Linked DNA regions of Mus musculus: all the other regions are linked to region 1. Evidence: chromatin loops called from intact Hi-C (ENCODE). Cell type or tissue: heart. All regions are shown on one strand.

The links. Hi-C counts contacts between places; a loop is a spot of excess contacts. Peaks named below come from ENCODE experiments on the same cell type or tissue, not always from the same donor. Only the 100,000 strongest peaks of a DNase experiment are listed, where the experiment ranks them.
Region 2: a loop joins it to region 1, with 3 times the contacts of the local background. A loop is called at or near these places in 5 of 42 quality-filtered maps.
Region 3: a loop joins it to region 1, with 3 times the contacts of the local background. A loop is called at or near these places in 3 of 42 quality-filtered maps.
Region 4: it touches region 1 in a loop (5-fold over the local background); 3 of 42 quality-filtered maps call a loop at or near these places.

Annotation. Positions count from the first base shown.
Region 1 is chr17:13,007,122-13,012,121 of GRCm38, forward strand. Sod2 (superoxide dismutase 2, mitochondrial) reads left to right here and starts at 718. Exons shown (of 5, transcript NM_013671.3): 1 at 718-947; 2 at 1,063-1,265; 3 at 3,399-3,515. The coding sequence starts at 925. In heart, CTCF peaks have their summits at 796 and 2,996; DNase peaks (open chromatin) are centred at 710 and 1,650; H3K4me3 peaks cover 2,346 bases; H3K27ac peaks cover 1,670 bases.
Region 2 is chr17:12,878,279-12,883,278 of GRCm38, forward strand. No RefSeq gene overlaps it. Among named protein-coding and RNA genes, the nearest start is that of Mrgprh, 4.7 kb to the left of the region's middle. In heart, CTCF peaks have their summits at 2,102 (motif pointing right) and 3,110 (motif pointing right); a DNase peak (open chromatin) is centred at 2,103; H3K4me3 peaks cover 470 bases; H3K27me3 peaks cover 280 bases.
Region 3 is chr17:12,957,510-12,962,509 of GRCm38, forward strand. It overlaps Acat2 (acetyl-Coenzyme A acetyltransferase 2), which reads right to left and starts at 3,216. Exons shown (of 9, transcript NM_009338.3): 1 at 3,100-3,216; 2 at 2,486-2,620. The coding sequence starts at 3,154. It also overlaps the pseudogene Gm15946. In heart, no CTCF peak of the experiment used is centred here; DNase peaks (open chromatin) are centred at 2,982 and 3,252; H3K4me3 peaks cover 1,417 bases; H3K27ac peaks cover 1,355 bases.
Region 4 is chr17:12,914,414-12,919,413 of GRCm38, forward strand. It overlaps Mrpl18 (mitochondrial ribosomal protein L18), which reads right to left and starts at 1,678. Exons shown (of 4, transcript NM_026310.3): 1 at 1,534-1,678; 2 at 1,225-1,411. The coding sequence starts at 1,585. Tcp1 (t-complex protein 1) reads left to right here and starts at 1,916. Exons shown (of 12, transcript NM_013686.4): 1 at 1,916-2,216; 2 at 3,385-3,470; 3 at 3,630-3,758; 4 at 4,938-5,000. The coding sequence starts at 2,153. In heart, no CTCF peak of the experiment used is centred here; a DNase peak (open chromatin) is centred at 1,878; H3K4me3 peaks cover 3,293 bases; H3K27ac peaks cover 2,105 bases.

The DNA of each region.
Region 1 (5,000 bases):
TTCCCCTTACCCTAAGCCCTGTCATCCTTAGGAGGCCTGCAAAGGGGGTGGGAAAAAACCACCGGGAACTACTCAGCCAACTGCCTTCTGCTTTCTTAGTGTTTTCTAATCAGGGAAGACATAAACCCATTAAGTAGAAGAGGAAAGCTGTATAATTGTTATGGAAACATTTGATAGCCACTGCTTCTTAGACTAATAAGTCCACAAAGGGAAACAATGTCCTTTTACATTTGGTCGAGTGGGTTGGTTTTTGAAGTCACTGAATGTTGCAGAGTTTAATCAAGAAAGATGAACCTCGCCTTCTAATCCGGACTCTTACTAGTTAACTGGCAAGCTGCACCCGGAGTCCGCAACCCCAGTCTCAGGGGCAACAAAGATGAACACACGCAAACCTGCGACGTGATTTAATGTCAGGTTAGGCCCCAGGGAAGGTCACTCCGGGCATAAATTAACTGGGTCAGAGGGGCCCTGATTACTCCATAATTCTGACCAGCAGCAGAGCCTTGGCTTTCCGGAGGAAAGTCTCCAGGGTTTCCCAGAAGCAGGAGTAGAAATAGAGTGGAAGCTTTGCAGCTCACAGCCAGAGCTGGACAGGGCGGCCCGAGGAGGGGCGGAGCCACACCGCGGGGCGGACGGGGTTCCCCGAGGCGGGGCGGGGCCAAGGCCGATGGTGGGGGCGTGGCTGTAGCAAGCACGCGGCCTCTACCAATTTGGCACAGGGGAGACGTTGCCTTCCCAGGATGCCGCTCCGTTATGCGCCGGGCCGTCCGTGTCGCCGTCCTCCCCTCCGCTGATGGGCGCTGCGGGCAGGGTCACCGCTTCGCTGTGTCCTTGCGGACGCCGGGCGGACGCTGCCTAGCAGACGCGCGCCTGCGAGCGAACGGCCGTGTTCTGAGGAGAGCAGCGGTCGTGTAAACCTCAATAATGTTGTGTCGGGCGGCGTGCAGGTGAGCGGCAGGGCCCCGGGGCCTCGGCGTCCCCTACGGGTGGGTCTCGGGGCGGCGGGCGTGGCTGGCTCGCCGTGTCAGTGGCGTGACCCGCCGTCCTCTCTGTTCCTCTCAGCACGGGCAGGAGGCTGGGCCCTGTGGCCGGTGCCGCGGGCTCCCGGCACAAGCACAGCCTCCCAGACCTGCCTTACGACTATGGCGCGCTGGAGCCACACATTAACGCGCAGATCATGCAGCTGCACCACAGCAAGCACCACGCGGCCTACGTGAACAATCTCAACGCCACCGAGGAGAAGTACCACGAGGCTCTGGCCAAGGGTAGGTGCGGGGCCCCTGCACACGAGGATCCCGGTGGCCGGACGGAGGTCTGTTTCGATGCCGGGGAATACCTCCGTTGGTTCGCATAAACGTCCTTTCCTATCCCGGAAAACACAGGACCTCACGAAAGTACTTGACGGACCTTACTGTTGTGTCCTTTTTTGTCACCCGTGTTGCTAGCTAGCATTGGTGGTGGTCCTTTAAAGACAGCTCTCGGACGCTGCTCCTTTTTGCGTAATGAATATTTAGTTTTTGTTTTGCATATGAATATTTAAAATATGCGGTTGTTATATAACGTGGCTTCAGGAGAGTTTGTTTTGCTTATTTTTCAGGTAGCCTTGGCAGCCATTTGCAGGAGGGTTGAGAGTGCCCGAGCTGGGTCAGCCAGGTGCCCTTGGGTGAGAGGGTGGTTGGGGCTAGAAGTGGCTGGGGTTTTGCTGAGAGCAAGCGATATTGGTGGCCTGGCAGCAGGTGCAGGAGAGGGTCTGAAGTGGCATCAGAAGACTGCAGTCCGAGTTGTGATTATTGTCACCGTTGTGGACAACAATAGGATTAGTTCAGTCTAGGGCTGGGACTCCCTGACCCCTTGGATATCTCTGGACATCCTGTTTCACACTCTTTACCCTTGGGGGGGGGGGGAGGAAAAGACAGGAACGAGCACTTAGCTGCAGAACAGGCTAGACTTGGTACTTTTGGGGTCAAAGTTCACAAGAAAAATAGCTATTTTGTGAGAAACTGAGTATCTGTCACTGAATGGAACAGTAGGCAAGCTTATTTATTTACCTATATTTTTAAGCGCTCAGCCAACAAAATCCATAGTGCAGAGTTCTGTGTTTGCACCCCTAGATGATGTATATGGGAATGCTATAGTATTAAAAAACCTCTGTGTGTGTGTGTGTGTGTGTGTGTGTGTGTGTGTGTGTGAATGGATTCGTGCTGACACACGGAGCCAGTGGAGGTTAGAGGATAACCTAGGGCATTGGTTCTCTCCTTCCACTGTGGTATCCAGAAACTAAGCTCAGATTGTCAATTCAAGTCAGGGTGTCAGGTTTTCCTGGCAAGAGCCTTTTTGTGTTTTACCTGTTGAGTCAACCACAATTTCTGGGAATTTTTTTGGAAGATTTATTTATTATTATATTTTTATTATTATTTATTATTATTACATATACTGTAACTGTCTTCAGACAGAGGGCGTAAGTACACTGTAGCTGTCTTCAGATACACCAGAAGAGGACATCAGATCTCTTTACAGATAGATAGTTGTGAACCACCATGTGGTTGCTGGGATTTGAACTCAGGACCTCCAGAAGAGCAGTCAGTTCTCTTAACCACTGAGCCATCTCACCAGCCCCTGGGAATATTGTTTTAATGGCTAAACAAAATAGTATTTAACAAAATAGTCTTTTTAATCTATTGTTTTTTACAAGGAGAATTAATTTGTAGTCATGTCTCTATGTTAGTCATATTGCTTGAAAAACCAGATAGTAAAATTCTTTTTTCTTTTTTTTTAGATTTATTTGTTATTTATTTTTATATGTAAGTACACTGTAGCTGTCTTCAGACACACCAGGAGAGGGCGTCAGATGTCATTAAGGATGGTTGTGAGCCACCATGTGGTTGCTGGACCTTTGGAAGAGCTGTCATTGCTTTTAACTGCTGAGTCACCTTTTCTTAAATGTACTTTTATCTGGGAAATTGGTTGAGTAAAATGTTAGTGACATCTGGCTGACGAGGGGCATCTAGTGGAGAAGTATAGTATTTCAACATAATTGTGTAAGTGGCCAATCCAAGAGAGGGAAATATTACCACATTCTGGAAATTTTACTTGCAATAAGCAAATCACACAAATCTTAAATACGGGAAGAGACTGGGATTTTTGGAAATTGCAGATCTGGGGAGGATGTGGTAATAGTGAAGCAGGGGAATAGCCCAGTTGGGAAAGCATTTCCTTTAAGGTGACATCTGGCATCTAGAAAACTTTCTTCTTAATGTTGTCCAGACATCTTGATTGTAATCCTTCTGTGGAGCCAGAGCTTTGTTTGTTTAGTGAATGTTGTCAAGAATAAGAAAACTGTGGCTTGGTTTGCCTGGCTGAGGACAGGTTTTTTTAAAGGTGCTTATTTTATATTTCAGGAGATGTTACAACTCAGGTCGCTCTTCAGCCTGCACTGAAGTTCAATGGTGGGGGACATATTAATCACACCATTTTCTGGACAAACCTGAGCCCTAAGGGTGGTGGAGAACCCAAAGGTTGGTATAAGCTGCTACAGCTTCATATTTGGTGGACAGTAGGAATGATTGATGTTTTTTCTTTTTTTAAGATTTATTTATTTATTATATGTACGTTATTATATGCAACTACACTGTAGCTGTCTTCAGACACACCAGGAGAGGGCGTCAGATCTCATTACGGGTGGTTGTGAGCCACCATGTGGTTGCTGGGATTTGAACTCGGGACCTTTGGAAGAGCAGTCAGTGCTTTTAACCGCTGAGCCATCTCACTAGCCCCGATTGTTGGTTTTTTCCCCCTCTCTTTCTTAACTTTTAAAATTTTCTTTTACAAGAGTTTTACTGTGTAGTTCTTGGAAATCAGTATGTAGACAGTCTTTATAAATTTGTTTATTTTTTTGAGGCAGTTTATTATATAATTTTTATTATGTGTATATATATATATCTGTGTGTGGAGGTGACTTTCTTCTTTTTATTCTAGGGACTGAACTCAGTATTTTCTCTATGCCAAAGTATGTACCTATTGACTGCCTCCAGAGGACTTTGCGTTTTCTTATTACCTGAGTTCTCATATTGGTGTTTTTTTTTTTTTTACAGTCAGGTTGTAACACGTTCTTAAGTTTCAAAGGGAGGAATAGAGAATGTGTTCAGGGAGGTCTCTCTCTCTCTCTCTCTCTCTCTCTCTGTGTGTGTGTGTGTGTTCAGGGAGGTGTCTCTCTCTCTCTCACACACACACACACACACACACAAAATGCTGCATGCACTGCCCACTGCTAGGATAAGTGTTAAGGAAAACCTGGGCAAACCTCGTATTTAGAGACTATGACCTTTCCACTGCTGGCTCTGGACCCTGGGAAAGAAGACACGTAGTCACGTAGCCATCCATGGGATACAGGAGTAATTATGGGGCTGCTTTCAGTGTTATATGTAAAGTGCTTAGAGTAGTGCTTTTGATTATTATTTCTAATGTGAAGAACTCACTTGCCCCAGTAAAACAAGTTTTTTATGAAAATAAAAACAAAAACAACAAAAAGAAAAACTTTGTGCAATGAAGAGACAGTTTACTTGTCTTTAAACAAAAACAAATCCTCGGGGTGGAGAGATGGTTCAGTAGTTAAGAGCATTGACTACACAGAGAAACCCAGTCTTGAAAAACCAAAAAAAAAAAAAAACAAAAAACATTGACTACTCTTCTAGAGGTCCTGAGTTCAATTCCCAGCAACCACATGGTGGATCACAACCATCTGTAATGGGATCTGATGCCCTCTTCTGGTGTGTCTGAAGACAGTGACAGTGTAGTCATATATATAAAATAAATAAAAGGAAATCCTAAAAAGCAAAACAAAACACCAAAATGAAAACAACAGCAACAAACCAAACTCTCTACTCTTTAGCCACTCTGTACACTAATATATTTTCTGTAAGACGTTAGATAGTTATATGGCCGCCATGGTTCCTCTGACTTCCTGTGTGGCTTTAGTTATCTTCTATTTAGGGAGGTGAGGG
Region 2 (5,000 bases), 130 kb before region 1:
TTCAAATCCATCCGTCCTTGAGACCCTAATACCCAGGGTAGTCTTTGAGAGGTACTATAAACTGTGTATATGGTTGTTGTCACTACTTCTCAAGTTCCTCTCCATTGGCCTCCTCTAGCCTGTGCTCTGGATGCATCAGAGGGAAACATGTTAGTCCATACAAGGGACATCCAAGCTACCTTACAAAGCATCTTCGCTACCACACCTTGAGAACTCATCACGGGACCAGTTGAGAGGGGGATGGGACATCCCACGAGTCCTTTAAAGATATCATCCTGTAAGAATTAGAGGGGGCCTCCACAAGGCTGAGAGAAGCTTGGCTTGGGCATGAACATTTTCACTTTCTCTGGTTTTCTTCTATCCTTTTTTTTTTTTTTTTTTTTTTTTTGAGACAAGGTCTTACTATCTATTTCAGCCTGGCCTCCAACTCTCAATGTTACTGCCTCAGGCTCCTGAGAGCTGGTTTTGCAGTTCCAGCATCCCTAGCTTCTTATCTTTCGCTCCTCCCCACTCCTTCTCCCTTTTGCTTAAATATGAGCTGCTTGCATGCCTAGGAACAATTCACAATGCATTTTTCTCACAAAATGTGGACAAAGCAGACCCGTGTTCTCCCTCAGCTGTCTCGGCATACAGCTAATACCACATCATTTCTTCATTCCTCGGCTCTTTGCTGAGCAGCTCATTGGAAATGCTGCTTCTGAGACTTCTGAAATGGAGTGTGTTCTTTTTTTATTGCAAAGAAAATATTCCTCGGCAGTCCCAAGGCGCTGTGGATGGACCGTGCTATTTTAAGGTTGGGCCCAACTTCTTCCCAGCACTGTTAACAGATTTTGCTCATCCAGTCATTTTCTTACTGGGAGAATAAGTCCAGAATGCGACTGGATTTCATAAAATAAGTCCTTAAATGTAAACCCAACAAGATGAGAGATCATACTGAATGCTCTAGCACTCGGTGGCTTTGGGTCTCCCCCATCTATGATGAGAAGTTCCATCTATAAAGAATCATGAATTAGAAAATGGTTTTTAAATAAACATGACAGCGGGGTAATACCCCTTAACATATGGAATGCTCGACTAAACTGAGAATAAAAATGGTGGATACCAATAGATAAGTGGGTAGAAGGTTAAATGGTGGGTGGTTTATAATCCCACTGTAAACAGGCAAAAATGACCCATAGAAACAAGTGTTTGAACTTAGTGGCCTCAGTCATCACCAAAAATGGAGCCCATGGAAGCATCCATTAATATCCATCATGAAAACGCGGGAGGATTCCTGTGAGTTTGATGCCATTCTGGGCAACCTGATGAGATCCTGTCTCAAAATAAATAATAAAATAAAATATCTGAATGTCGTTTTAGCTGATACACATGGCAAAGCTGAAAATAAATTGCTGTATGTATATATATGTGCGGTGCTGGAGGAACAAACCATCTGCTAAGCAAGCACTCAGTCCTGATCCATGATCCTAGCCCGAGTGTGACATTGGTGAGAGGGGTCTCTTCAGACATCATAGAGCCTCTATCTTTGTGGCGCCCAGCTCACTCCATCCTGAAATGGGTCTGGTTTGTTGAGTTTCGATCCGGGAAGGGAAGCGGACCTTTCCTTTGACCCTGCTGCTGAGTTAGGAGGATGTCTTGTCATTAACTCTCACTGGGAATACAACCTCACGTCCTCATCAAACATGAAAGTGTGAGAAAGTTCTTGCAATCACCAGCAGGCTGAGACCTGACGCTGGCGGGATGCTAGGCGGCTTCAGAGGCTTCGGAGCCAGAAGTCAGAAAACATCGTTCCTTCCTTGACGGACACTTTGCTTCAAAAACGTGCGCTTCTTGGATGGGGTGTATTTGCTTGGCTCTGAGAAACGCTGTCAGGGACTGTCACAGTGACCTTCCCCTTGAAAGGAATGTAACTGCGAAATCCTGTGAGACCACGAGAGTGACACCGATAGCCTCGCATTTTTCTCTTTTTTTGTTTTTAATGTCAAAAAGCCAAGAAACAAATTACGACCCGCCTCCCTCTAAAGCAATGCCAGAGAGCAGCTCGCTGGGTTGAGCATTTCCTTACACTCAGCCCGGGTCGAAGTCAGTTACCTATTTCAACCTCCAGGGGTCGCTCGTTCTGCGTTAGAGAACTACTTCAGAGCCAGGAGTTTTAAGTAATTTCAAGCAAACAGAAGCCTTCATAAGCTTCCCTGAGAACTGAAGGAGGCTCTTTGAAAGAGGGGGTAAATCGTGCAGGATCTGGAGGCTTCATGGACTCTGATCTTCATTCCGTGTTAATTCAGGGCAATGAAACTTTCCTATTCTGTATCACTGGGGATCGGAGAAACACCAAATGTCTGCCTCAAATATATGTTTCTCTCTGTATTAGTGCACTTTATAGCTGCAGCCCTGCTGGCTCAGTGGGTAAAGGTGCTAAGTCTGATGACCTGAGTTGGATTCCACATGGTGGGAACAGAGAACCAACCTTTGCAAGTTGTCCTCTAACCTCCACACGTGTGCTGTGGAATGTGTGCACACTCCCCACGCACAAATAAATACGTATTTAAAAATTAAACAGCAGAATTCAATCATCAAATGTCTTTGATCCTATATAAAAGGAGATATTAGAACACTGTTATCATTTAGTCCGTTATAAACACTATTAGAATACTGTTATTGTGTATTCACTTATAAACAATGTAAATTCACTTATAAAAAGTTGTGAAGGGGCTGGTGAGATGGCTCAGCGGGTAAGAGCACTGACTGCTCTTCCAAAGTTTCTGAGTTCAAATCCCAGCAATCACATGGTGGCTCACAACCACCCATAATGAGATCTGACACCCTCTTTTGGTGTGTCTGAAGACAACTATAGTGTACTTACGTACAATAATAAATCTTTGGGCCAGAGAGAGTGGAGTTGGCCAGAGGGAGCTGGGACGACTGGGGCAAGCAGGGGTCCTAAAAATTCAATTCCCAACAACCACATGAAGGCTCACAACCATCTGTACAGCCACAGTGTACTCACATACATAAAGTAAATAAATTTAATAAAAATATATTTAAAAGTTGTGAAGATTTATTTATTATGTATATAATGTTCTGCCCACATGTATGCCTACTTGCCAGAAGAGGGCACCAGATCACATAGATGATTATGAGACACCATGGGAATTGAACTCAGGACCTCTGGAAGAACAGCCAGTGTTCTTAATTTCTGAACCATTTCTCCGGCCCATAAACACTCATTGAGCATGCACTGTCTGTGGCTTTGTCCAAGATGCTAGGAAAAGTGCCCAGTAAACCTGTGTGCTTTTCTGGGTCCCCTCAGCCTCTAGGCCAGTGGTTCCCAAACTTCCTAACGCTACAACCCTTTAATACAGTTCCTCATGTTGTGGTAACCCTCCCTCCCCAACCATAAAATTATGTTCATTGCAACTTCCTAACTGCAATTATGCTACTGTTAATTAATCATAATGTAAAATATGATATTTCCAGTGGTCTTAAGGAGACCCATGTGAAAGGGTCCCATGTGAACGGGTCATGAGAACCACTGCTCTAAGCTGCTCAATCCCTGAGGCCAAGGCCTGTGTTCCATCTCTCATCAACTCTAGAAAGTTTCAGACGTCCAAGAAGTACATTTCTTCTAGAGGACCTGAGTCAGGTGCCTATAACACCAGCTCCAGAGGGATTCAATGCGTTTGTCCTCTCTTCATGGGCATGTGAGCTCACATGCTCATACCCCATGCAGACAGACAGACAGACAGACAGACAGACAGACACACACACACACACACACACACACACACACACACATACACACACACACACACACACGCGCCACATATAATTAAAACAATAAAAATTAGATCTGTAAAACAAATAGCCTAAACATCGTGATGGTGCACACCTTTAGCCCCACAGAGGCAGAGGCAGACAGATCTCTATGAGTTTGAGGCCAGCTTGTTTTACAGAGTGAGTTCTAGGACAGTCAGCATTACACGGAGAAACCCTGTCTAGGAAAACCATAAAAACAAATAAACAGGGCTGGAAAAATGGCTCAGAGGTTAAGAGCACTGACTGCTTTTCCGAAGGTCCTGAGTTCAAATTCCAGCAACCACATGGTGGCTCACAACCATCTGTAAAGAGATCGGAAATTGGACGCCCTCTTCTGGTGTGTCTGAAGACAACTACAGTGTACTTAGATATAATAATAAATAAATCTTAAAAAAAAAAAAAAAAACAACCAACCAATGCCATTCTGAAGCATTGGACATTGGTATCCTTAGCCTTTGCTGCAGCTGACTGGCCTTACTTAGTTAAGGAGGAAACACAGGGGCTCTTCCACAGTCCAGCTGTCAAAGCTCTTGCTTGTTCCACCCTTGCCCACTTGATAAAAAGATAAAATCAAAGTGAGCCAGCACTGCTCCTGGGTGCTTTCCCTGCCTCCAGGCAGTAGAAAAGAGAGTTGACCTTAGCAGGCGTGCGTCCACAGGAGTCTTCTTGCCCTTGCCCAAAGTCAACATACTTGGACTATTCTGGAATTGGGGGGCTGCCTTTCCAGGCTAAGTTCCAAAAATTATTGGAGCTCGGGCACACAAGGGAGGTACCAGGGGCAGGGTGAGTTCCTGACTGTGGGAGTGGCGGTGTCAGGGACCTGCTCCTCACATGCTGGACGCTCGCTCCCCAGGTAAGTCTGGAGCACACCTGGACATGGACACTTCCTCAAGCAATTGTCCGTACAACAAGGAAGAGACAGCTGACAGCCCCTGCTTGCTAGGAAGATCAAAATTGAGTGGTTATTTAAAATAACACTTTAGTTTTTACCTTTTTATTTATTATGATTATGATTATTAAGGCAGGGTTTCACTATTTAGCCCTAGCTGGCTTCAAAACTCACTTTGAGAACCAGGCCACCCTAGGGCTGGGACTAATAGTTCTTAGCTTTCCTGAGACAAGAAACTCAGGTTGGTCTTGAACTCGGCAAGTAGTGGAAGATGGCCTTTAATTCCCGATCTTCC
Region 3 (5,000 bases), 50 kb before region 1:
GATTTCCTTCAGATGCCAACACAAACAAACAAACAAACAAACAAAAATTCCACTTCTTAAAAGTAGCAGAAAAATAATTGAGTCAAAAATTCTGAAATGCTATTAATCACACTGTAATAATGACAAAGAGTGGCTTTCTCCTTTGCAAGTTCCAGGTACACACACATCTACATATCCTTCCCTTAGTATGCCTGTTAGAGAAGTACCAATGGGACACCGTCAGAACTTAGCAACTATATTAATAGTGCCATTAATCTGAAGTTGGTTTAGAAGTGAAAAGCACATAAAATGATTCATCTCCTCAATGCTTCGCCCTAACGAGGAAGCAGTAGGAGGATCTGAGTTAAGACAGGCCAGGGCATCAAACAACGTTCTGTCTGAGAGTAGTGGCTCCTGACTGTAACCCAGCGATTCAGGAGTTAAAGGTAACGGGTTTGCTTCAAGGATCGCATATGTTGAAAGGTAGCCTCTCATGTCTCAGAAATTAAAAAGTAAAAAAACTCAAAACTTTAAAATTAAACTAAGAAGATACTATTCATTAGAGATATTGCTATGCAGGGCGTGTTGGCGCACGCCTTTAATCCCAGCACTCAGGAGGCAGAGGCAGGTGGATTTCCGAGTCCGAGGCCAGCCTGGTCTACAGAGTGGTGAGGTTACATTTATAGATCAGCAAGCGAGGCAATGTACAACTTGTGAACGCTGAGACGCTACGACATGACCACCACTGTCCAGCAGTGGGCTACAAACGATGATCAGGATTTAATTTCTACTCAGAATTGGGCTCCAGCCAGGACATAAACATCCTTACAGGGATGAAGATGAAGATCATATATATATTTTTTCTTTTCCTCCCAAGACAGGGTTCTCACGCAGCTCTGGCCGTCCAGGAAACTTGCTCGGTAGACCAGGCTGGCCTTGAATTCACTGAGATCCACCTGCCTCTGTCTCCTGGGTGCTGGGAATAAAGGTGTGTACTACCACAGTCTGGTGATATTATATATATATTTACTTGTATGAATGTTTTTCGTGAATGAATGTATGTATGTATGTATGTTTGAGGGTGCCTGGTACTTATGGAGGCTAGAAGAGGGTGCTAGATTCTGGATTCCTGGAAGAGTGAAGAAGGCTGTAAGAATCCAAGAGGGTGCCAGGAAACAAATTTGGGCCCTTTATAAGAACAGTAAGTGCTCCTTAGAGCTGAGCAATCTCTTTACTCTCTAAAAGATGATGATACTTCTTAGAGACACTTGGCTTCTTTGCTCTTTCAGACGACTGAAACAATGAACTCCTCAAAGACTGGAATCACATGCTGGGAGAAGGAACAAGTTGAAGCCTGGTACAAGGCAAAGGAGATCTTTCCTTCCAGGGAAAAAGATTCCACACACTCTGAGGACTTGCCAGACCACCCTGCTATAGAGACCCAGACAATGGGTCAATGCAGGGGGTGGGGCCATAACATGACCTGACTGTTTAGAAGTGCGAATCTCCAGCTGTCTATTTAAAGTTTAATCTCACTTCTGGAGTATGAAGATGGACCTGAGGAGGATACTTGGATCTCCTCCCAATTTAACCAAATTAAATAAAGCTCCCTTTTCTACTATCCATTTTGCTGTTCCACCTAGAATATGAAGGACAACTAGCTGAACGTGGTTTCTTGAGATAAAGATTGTGACACCAAGTTCTCTAACAATGATCCTTTATATATATATATATATATATATATACAGATGTTGCATAATCTAGGAGGTGGGGATCTGATGTCAAAACAATTCTAGCCCCAAATGTTTCAAAAAACAATATTCAACTGGCACACATACAAATGGTCTCAGACAGAGTAAGAGCAGAACTTGGTATTGAATATTAACAATTTTCTCTACAGTTGATTCAAATGTGTGCTGAGGGAGCACAGGGCAGGGCAGGAGTGGGAACTCATGACCACATGCATGCTAACCACACACTTCACCACTGAGCTATACACCCAGGCCCCAAACCAATCATCAACATCAGTAGTCACTGATCTCCAAGCCCAGCAGGAATCAGAGCTATGATGAAGCATTCTTAGACTCTCCTGCCTTCCTCCGGACAGTCCCCTGGAGTGAGGGACAGCTGATCTCCTGACAAAGTGGACCAGGGTAGAGCTGCTCTGCTGCAGCCCCACTCGCAGCTGTGGCACAGTGCCAGGCCCACACACTTTTATTGACTGTGTGACATGTTAGGGGTATGTGGAGGACTGTGAATACTTTGCTGTGCTTCTAACAATGCAAAGGCGATACAGTCCCGTGGTCTAAGATCACTCACCGAAAAGGCTTGTAAAGGAGCTGTGACTTCAGCCAGAGGAAGGAGGAGGGACAGAAAGAATCCTAGCAGAGAGAACTCCAAGCAAAGCAATGTATGGTGGTGGTGGTGTGTGTGCGCGCACACACACACATATAAATAAATGCTGTTTCTAGTGAACCAGATCTGTCCTGGGCTACTGAGGAGTTACCTGCCGTCAAGACATGTCCAAATATGACCTCGGACACCTCTTCTGGAGCCACCTTGGCCCTCTGCAGGACTTCTTTGATGACAGTTGTCCCCATTTCGTGGACAGGCACGGTGGACAGGGCACCATTGAAGGAGCCTACAATGGAATGGGGAAGAGGGAAGGAATCTGAACCAAGAGCACACTGAGGACCACCGAGGGGGAGAAGGGGTCACATGCATTCCAAATAAAAACGGCTGGAGCCGAGGCGGGCAAAGGCGATGGTGACTTCCAGAACAATGCCAAAGCCAAGGCCTGCCTGGAGGAGCAGCTCAGACCACCATCTCTCGGGCCCCCGACACCACAGCGTGATCAATGGTGCACCGCCGAACAGACCAATCAGCGATCAGGAGAGAGAGCGCGTCCCAACGTTATCTAATAGGTGAGCCTGGCAGAGCGGTGGCTCTACTGCGAGGAGCCAATCGCAGCACGAGGGGCGGGTCCGCGGGCAAGGCGCGGGGCACCGCGAGCTGTGGAGTCTGTGGCCGGCCGCCCCCTCCCCGTCACGAGAGCCCGAGTCTCCGCGATCATGTCGGGAAGGAGGGTCACAGGCTGAAGTGACCTCGCGGGACACTCACCTATAGCGGTGCGCGCCGCTGAGACGATGACCACGGGGTCTGAGCCCGCATTCATCTTGTCGCTCTGGTCTCTGCTAGCTCTCAGCCTTGTCCTGTCTGCGACTGAGGTAAAACTTCCTCCAGCCTGACAGGCTGTGCTGGGGGGGGCGGAGCTATGGCCTCCACGCCACGCCTCCTCACGCCTGCGCAGGAAGCTGGTAGGGCTAAGTCCCAGAATTGTGTAAGATGGAGACTCTTTGGTTTGGTATGGGGTAGATGGTGTCTACCCAACCTAGGTGTGTCGGGTTAGGGTGGGGTGTGGAGGATCCAGGGATGTTGGGTTGGAGGTAGACAGCCTAGGGGTGTCGAAGAGCGATGCGGTGTGCAGACGGTCTAGGGGTCATAGGTGGAGTCGGGTCCAAGGGTAAGGCTTTCCTCCAGGTGACACTGGAACCTAGCCTAACCTTTCCTACATAGGCATCTCCCGTTTCTTCTGAAGGTTCTTCTCAGCGCTGACAGCTTCTGAGTGGGTAGCCTCCTTGCTAACAGAGATCCTTAGGGCAGTGGATCTCTACTGTCCAATCCTCTCGGACTTATTATTCAGCCAAAGACAGAATCTGCCAGACTCTACTTACCTCTCTGCCTTGTGTCATTCTCATGCCTTTTGCAGGCTCCCTCTGGCCACCCCCCAGTCCCAGCCCTAGCACTATCACAGGTCACCTGCAGTGTCCCCAGTGTTTTGAAAGGAGAGTCATCCTGGTTTGCTTCTGCAGCTTGCTGGTCTACAGAGAATGCCATCTGTTTAGGAAAGCAGAATCCTGTGGTGGAAGGAAAGGCTTTCTAGGCAAGTCTTGCCCTCAGTGGGGACAGTGGACAGTGAAGTAAGAGAACTGCGCCACAGATTGTAGGAAAGGAAAACAAACCTAACAACAACAACCCGGTAAGCTGGGATATCCTCCTGAAATGTAAAGCAACCTGAAAAAAATAGTATTTTGAGAGAGGTGGATGGATCAAAGTAGGTTCTAGAGATGAGGCTAAATTCTAGATTATGTCCTCTGTTTCCTCAAGGGTCCAAGAAATGCAAGGGACTTCCCATGGTTTCCTCCTCCTCCTCCTCCTCCTCCTCCTCCTCCTCCTCCTCCTCCTCCTCCTCCTCCTCCTCCTTCTTCTTCTTCTTTTTGGTTTTTCGTGACAGGGTTTCTCTGTATAGCCCTGGCTGTCCTGGAACTCACTTTGTAGACCAGGCTGGCCTCAAACTCAGAAATCTGCCTGCCTCTGCCTCCTGAGTGCTGGGATTAAAGGCGTGCGCCACCACGCCTGGCTTAATAATTTATTTTTATGTGTCTTTGCTTGCATGCATGTATGCATCCTTGCATGTGAGCCTAGTGTCTGCAGAGGCAAGCAGAGGATGCTGGACCCCAGGAACTGGAATTGCAGACAGTCGTGAGCTATCATATGGGTGCTAGCTACCAAACCCTGTTCTCTGCAGGAGCAGTAGTGCTCATCACCACTGTGTCACCTCCCTAGCCCTCTGTTTTCCCACTACTCTGGCCACTCTTCAGTTCCCTTTGTGGCCTTACTCTCACTGCCCCTCACCCAACATGCCACAGCATGTCCACCCCATCCTGTCAGTTACCCCCATTATGCTGACAACTCTGGAATCCTTCTTTTAATTTTGTTGCCTGTGAGCAGACTGGCTCTCTCAATTTAAACTTTCTATAAAAAACAACTTATGACATCTAACCCAAACTCGTGTTTACCTCTTCAGCTTATTTCTTTTGACTGAAGAACGTCTCAGTGAGTGGTGTGAGGCTCTGTTAGCTAAGCTAGAAATCTCTGGACCTCCGCTTAGGCTTCACTTCCTCCAGGAAGCCTTCCTAAATCCTGCCTTGGCTCTTATTCCTAATCTTATCTTCGTTAAC
Region 4 (5,000 bases), 93 kb before region 1:
AAATAATAACCACCGTAAAAAGATAACCCCTACAATGATAATAATGTAGTTTAAATAGTTGAATTAAGAGCTGGAGAGATGGCTCGGCGGTTAAGAGCACTGACTGCTCTTCTAGAGGTCCTGAGTTCAATTCCCAGCAACCACATGGTGGCTCACAACCATCTGTAATGGGATCCGATGCCCTCTTCTGGTATGTCTGAAAACAGAGACAGTGTATACCCATACACAAAATAAATAAGTCTTAAAAAAAAAAAAAGTTAAATTAAAAAAAAAAAAAAAAAAAAGACATACAGCCGGGCGTGGTGGCGCATGACTTTAATCCCAGCACTCGGGAGGCAGAGGCAGGTGGATTTCTGAGTTTGAGGCCAGCCAAAAAAAAAAAAAAAAAAAAAAGACATACATTTAAAGCATCTAGCATAACTGCTTGTAAATCCAATGCTTTCAGTTAGTAGCCATCTTGGGGCTGGGGAGTGCAGTTCAGAGGTAAAGCACTTGCTTTGTGTGATGAAGGTACTCATCTAAACTGCGTAGTTCTCCCAAAATAAAATTTAACATTTATTTCCATGTGTATGATTATTTTTGGGAATGTATCGCTGTGTGCCAAGGTCAGAAGAGGGTGTCAGATCCCTGGGAACTGGAATTACAGACCATTGTAAGCTGCCTGGGTCCTCAGTGAACTCAGTAAGTGCTTTAAATGAATACAAATTTTAAAATGTATTTCATAAAATGTTTCTATTAATGAACTTTTAACCTTTATTCCCCCCATTAAAAAATCATTAAGGCTCAAACTTTACCCTAATGTGCACGCTAATAACTAATTCTACTTAGCACTCTATTCTGTAACAGCTTACACACACACACCTTTACTTACTGAACAGGTAGGTACACAGGCCTGTCAGTTCCAGACACTCAATCCCAGCCTCCTAGCCTCCTTTGCTAGAATAGCCTTCATGGCAAATGATTTCGCGGCTTCCTGTCCTTTAGATCTCAGCTTTTTGACATGTCACCTTCAGAGAGGCCTCAGGACATAGCCGCTTATTCTCAAATTACCGTTTAAGTTTTCTTCAAGGCAACTAACTAGTTGCTTGCTCCAAGGTCGCTTTCTACCCACATGTCATCTTCCTGACACATCCCGAGGCTTACCTGGCAGGATCAGTCAGGGGATTGGTGAAATTGGTAAGGTGCTAAGCACAGCTTAGTCAGTCACAAGCCGACTTTAATTACCTGTGCCAGAACTCACGGTTAGGCCACACGGTAGCCCAGCCCCGTTCTTTCCGAGCTACCCCTAAGAGCTCCAGATTCCGAGGGTTCCGGTTGGTGAACTCCGGGGCCACCGCTTCGTTTTCCTTACTCTCCACGTCGGGCTGCACGGCCGGCACGGAACTGGTTGAGAGGGCTGCGAACCCACACTCTAGAAAATGAAAAAGATCACATGCATCTTTCACTTTCCCACATCAGGTACAAAATCGCATTTGCAAATGCACACGTACTGTGCACAGAGCGCAGGCAAGGAGGTGGGGCGAGATTAGTTACCCAGTTTCCTGCAAACTGACAGACATTTCCAGAACCGCGGCCGAAGCGCCATGGCTGACGGGACCTGGGCAAAGTCACACAGTGCCCTATCTTCCTTTGCTCAGGGTCGTCTCGGGGAACAACTAGTCGCAGCCATGTTAACTGTGGGTAAAGCTACAAGGGCCGGCAGTACCTCGGTGTCTCAAGGACCCGGAACTAACAAGCTCCCTGGTGCTGAGTGGCCGAGTGAGCGATCGGTATCCCTGGCTCACCAATCACCGCAGACGTTGAGGCGGAGGGCGGGACACGCTAGCCGTGGCCAAGAGCCTGACTTCCGTTTTCCACTTTCGCGCCTTTCTTCTACTGTCTCTAGTTGACCCAGCGTCCCGCAGCCCCCTACTTCCGGCGTTTTCAGTTTTTCGCCCCGCCCAGCCCTCGTCTGTCAATCCCTACCGCTTTCCCGGCAGACCTTGCGGTTGGTGGAGCGTGGAGAGCGCGCAGGGCGTGTTACCCAGCAGGCCCCGCGGCATCGCTCGGGCCTTTCCACGCCGTGGTCCCCGCCGTGGTGGCCGTTAAACGGTCTCAGAGCGGAGCTATCGGTTGTCTGCGGCCGTAGTGAGCTTTGCTTCGTTTCCTGAAGATGGAGGGTCCTTTGTCCGTGTTCGGGGACCGCAGCACTGGGGAGGCGGTCCGCTCCCAGAATGGTAAGGGCGAGAGAATGGTAAGGGTCCAGCTCGCGGCGGCGCAGGCCGAAGCCCAGCCGCAGTCCGTAGGCCGGGGCTGTCCGCCGGGCCCAGTGAAGTTCCTTCAGGAGAAGCCCAGCCATCCCGGATCCGCCCTCACTAGCGGCCGGCTCGGCGCCATTGCGCCCTACCGTGTAAGGGAAGAATGTTCGAGAATGCACACGGTTGGGGGAGGCGTTCAAGATGGGTGTGGGCGTCCGTGCCCCAATACCTAGTAGAGGAGCTCCAGATAGACTTCTCCGCCACTCCCCTCTGCTCCTTTGTTGGGTTCCAAGCCGGTTGGAGCACCTCTGACATAGCCAGAAAAGAGTAGCTTTCACCGGTTCCATTGGCCCTTGAGAAGATGCTCATAGAATCTAGGTGGCTTTTGCGTTGCTTCCCTTCCCTGGTCTGGTTCTTGGATGCCCAGAATCTGCAGGTGACAGCTGCTCCCCCAGTAAAACGTAACGGAATGCAAACTGAACGTTATTAAGCGATACTTTTAGCTGCCTTTATCGTGGTTAACTTTAATACGAGTAAGCACGTGGTTTGCTGTGGTTGAATTTGTTCTTGAAAGCATTCCCTTGCAGGAACCGTGTTCTGTGTTGTGCTTTTTTTTTTTTTTTAAACAACTCTCTTAGAAATTACTACTACTTTATCCTGGTGAACTATCTAATATTCTTACTAAACTTGCCAGAGTCTGAAGAGAAAGGCTGAACTTAAAGGGTTTTTTCCCCCCTAGTGTAGTAGTAAGGAATGAACTTAAGATTGCTTATAATTTGAGGCATTAAAATCTTTGCAATCGGTGATATACCAATACTAAATAGAAAAAAGAATAGTTAACCTTCACTGGTCCTTAAGTAAGTGATTCCCCCCCCCCCCCACACACACACACACACACACACACAGGGTTTCACTGTATAGCTGTGGCTGTCCTGGAAGCAACTTTGTAGACCAGGCTGGCCTCGAACTCAGAAATCTGCCTGCCTCTGCCTCCCGAGTGCTGGGATTAAAGGCGTGCGCCGCCACACCCGGCTTGATTTTTTTTTTTTTAAATAGTAATTACAGACTTTAGATTTTAGCAAATCATAGGTAGTTGAGTGTCATAGTTTATGTGTTGTTCTAATTAGTTTTCACTGTTCATCTACAGTTATGGCTGCAGCTTCTATTGCCAACATTGTTAAAAGTTCTTTTGGGCCAGTTGGCTTGGATAAAATGTTGGTGGATGATATTGGTGTAAGTATATATCTAATTGCTCTTGCTTGCCTTGATAAAAGTACATTGTTTTAAATTTCAAAAAAAAATCTTTGGTAAAGTCTTTGTTTTTACCTGAGTATGGATGGCATCCTAGAGCTTGGTTTCTGTGTTGACCACTTATTCCTTCATATTTCTTAGGATGTAACCATTACTAACGATGGTGCCACCATCCTGAAGTTACTGGAGGTAGAACATCCCGCAGCCAAAGTTCTGTGTGAGCTGGCTGACCTGCAAGACAAAGAAGTTGGAGATGGAACTACCTCAGTGGTGAGACGCTACCAGGAAATGGCTAGAGAATAGTCAATTTATTAGAGTTGAATCCATGAGAGAGTCATACTCTAGGTCAGAAATAAGTCACCTTTTAAGGCAGTCTCACAAACTTTTGAAAACTAACCATTGTAACTAGTTTGTGTAATTTAAGTAAGGGAAGAACTTAAGGTGATTAAATAAATACAAGCTTGTTTTAAATACTGGAGTCTCGTGAATTTGGAGCCTTATTTAAACCTACTTAACCATGATGATGTTCATGTAGAAAATGTTACCAGGTTTGGACTTTTTTCTTTGTTGTTTAATAGATACTTTTGTATTTTAAATGTGAACAAGAAATCTTTGGAATTCAAAATAGAAATTTGCAGAAGTTAATTTGCTACCATATAGTGCTAATGGCTAGTCAGCAAACATGGCGAATAGTGTAACATTTTGTGAGTTAGCCTGCTTAAGTAGTAAAATACTGTTTGGTGAGGCAGATTTTAGACCTGGCAAAATAAATGGTGAGGGAAAAGTATTTATAGACTTACCCTTTACTAGGAAAGAATTGAATCTGTTTTTAAATAGTGAAAATGGACTTTATCTAATTTGTTCATAGACAATGTAACTTAAAAATAACCTTAATTCCACTCGAAAGAAGAAAAGTTTTTTGGAGATTTTGTTTTGTTTTATTATTAAGAAAACTGGTTTTTCACAGTGTTCTCTATTTTAAATGATCTTAAGATTTTATTGAAATTACTGGAATGATACCAGTCATTTCCATTGATTGCTATCTAGCTCTTGTTGCAGTAAGTCTGTAAATGTAATGGATATAAATTCTGCTGTATTAGATTTTTAGCATTTTCTGGCTTTTCCAGCTTGGACCATTTCCATAGAATACTTTTAGGTTTTTTGAGGCAGGATTTCTCTGTGTAGCCCTGACTGTCCTGGAGCTCACTTTGTAGACCAGGCTGGCCTCGAACTCAGAAATCCGCCTGCCTCTACCTCCCAAGTGCTAGGATTAAAGGCATGCGCCACCACGCCTGGCACAGAATACTTCCTAGTGGTCTCTATGTTGTGTTTTCAACGAGTTGCTACTCACTTGTCTACTGTGGTATTAATAATACCTGCTTAATAATCATGTTTTCCTGTTGTGCATATTGAGTGCCATGCATATTTAAAGCAATGCTTGATCAACAGGTAATCATTGCAGCGGAGCTTCTGAAAAATGCAGATGAGCTAGTCAAACAGAAAATTCATCCA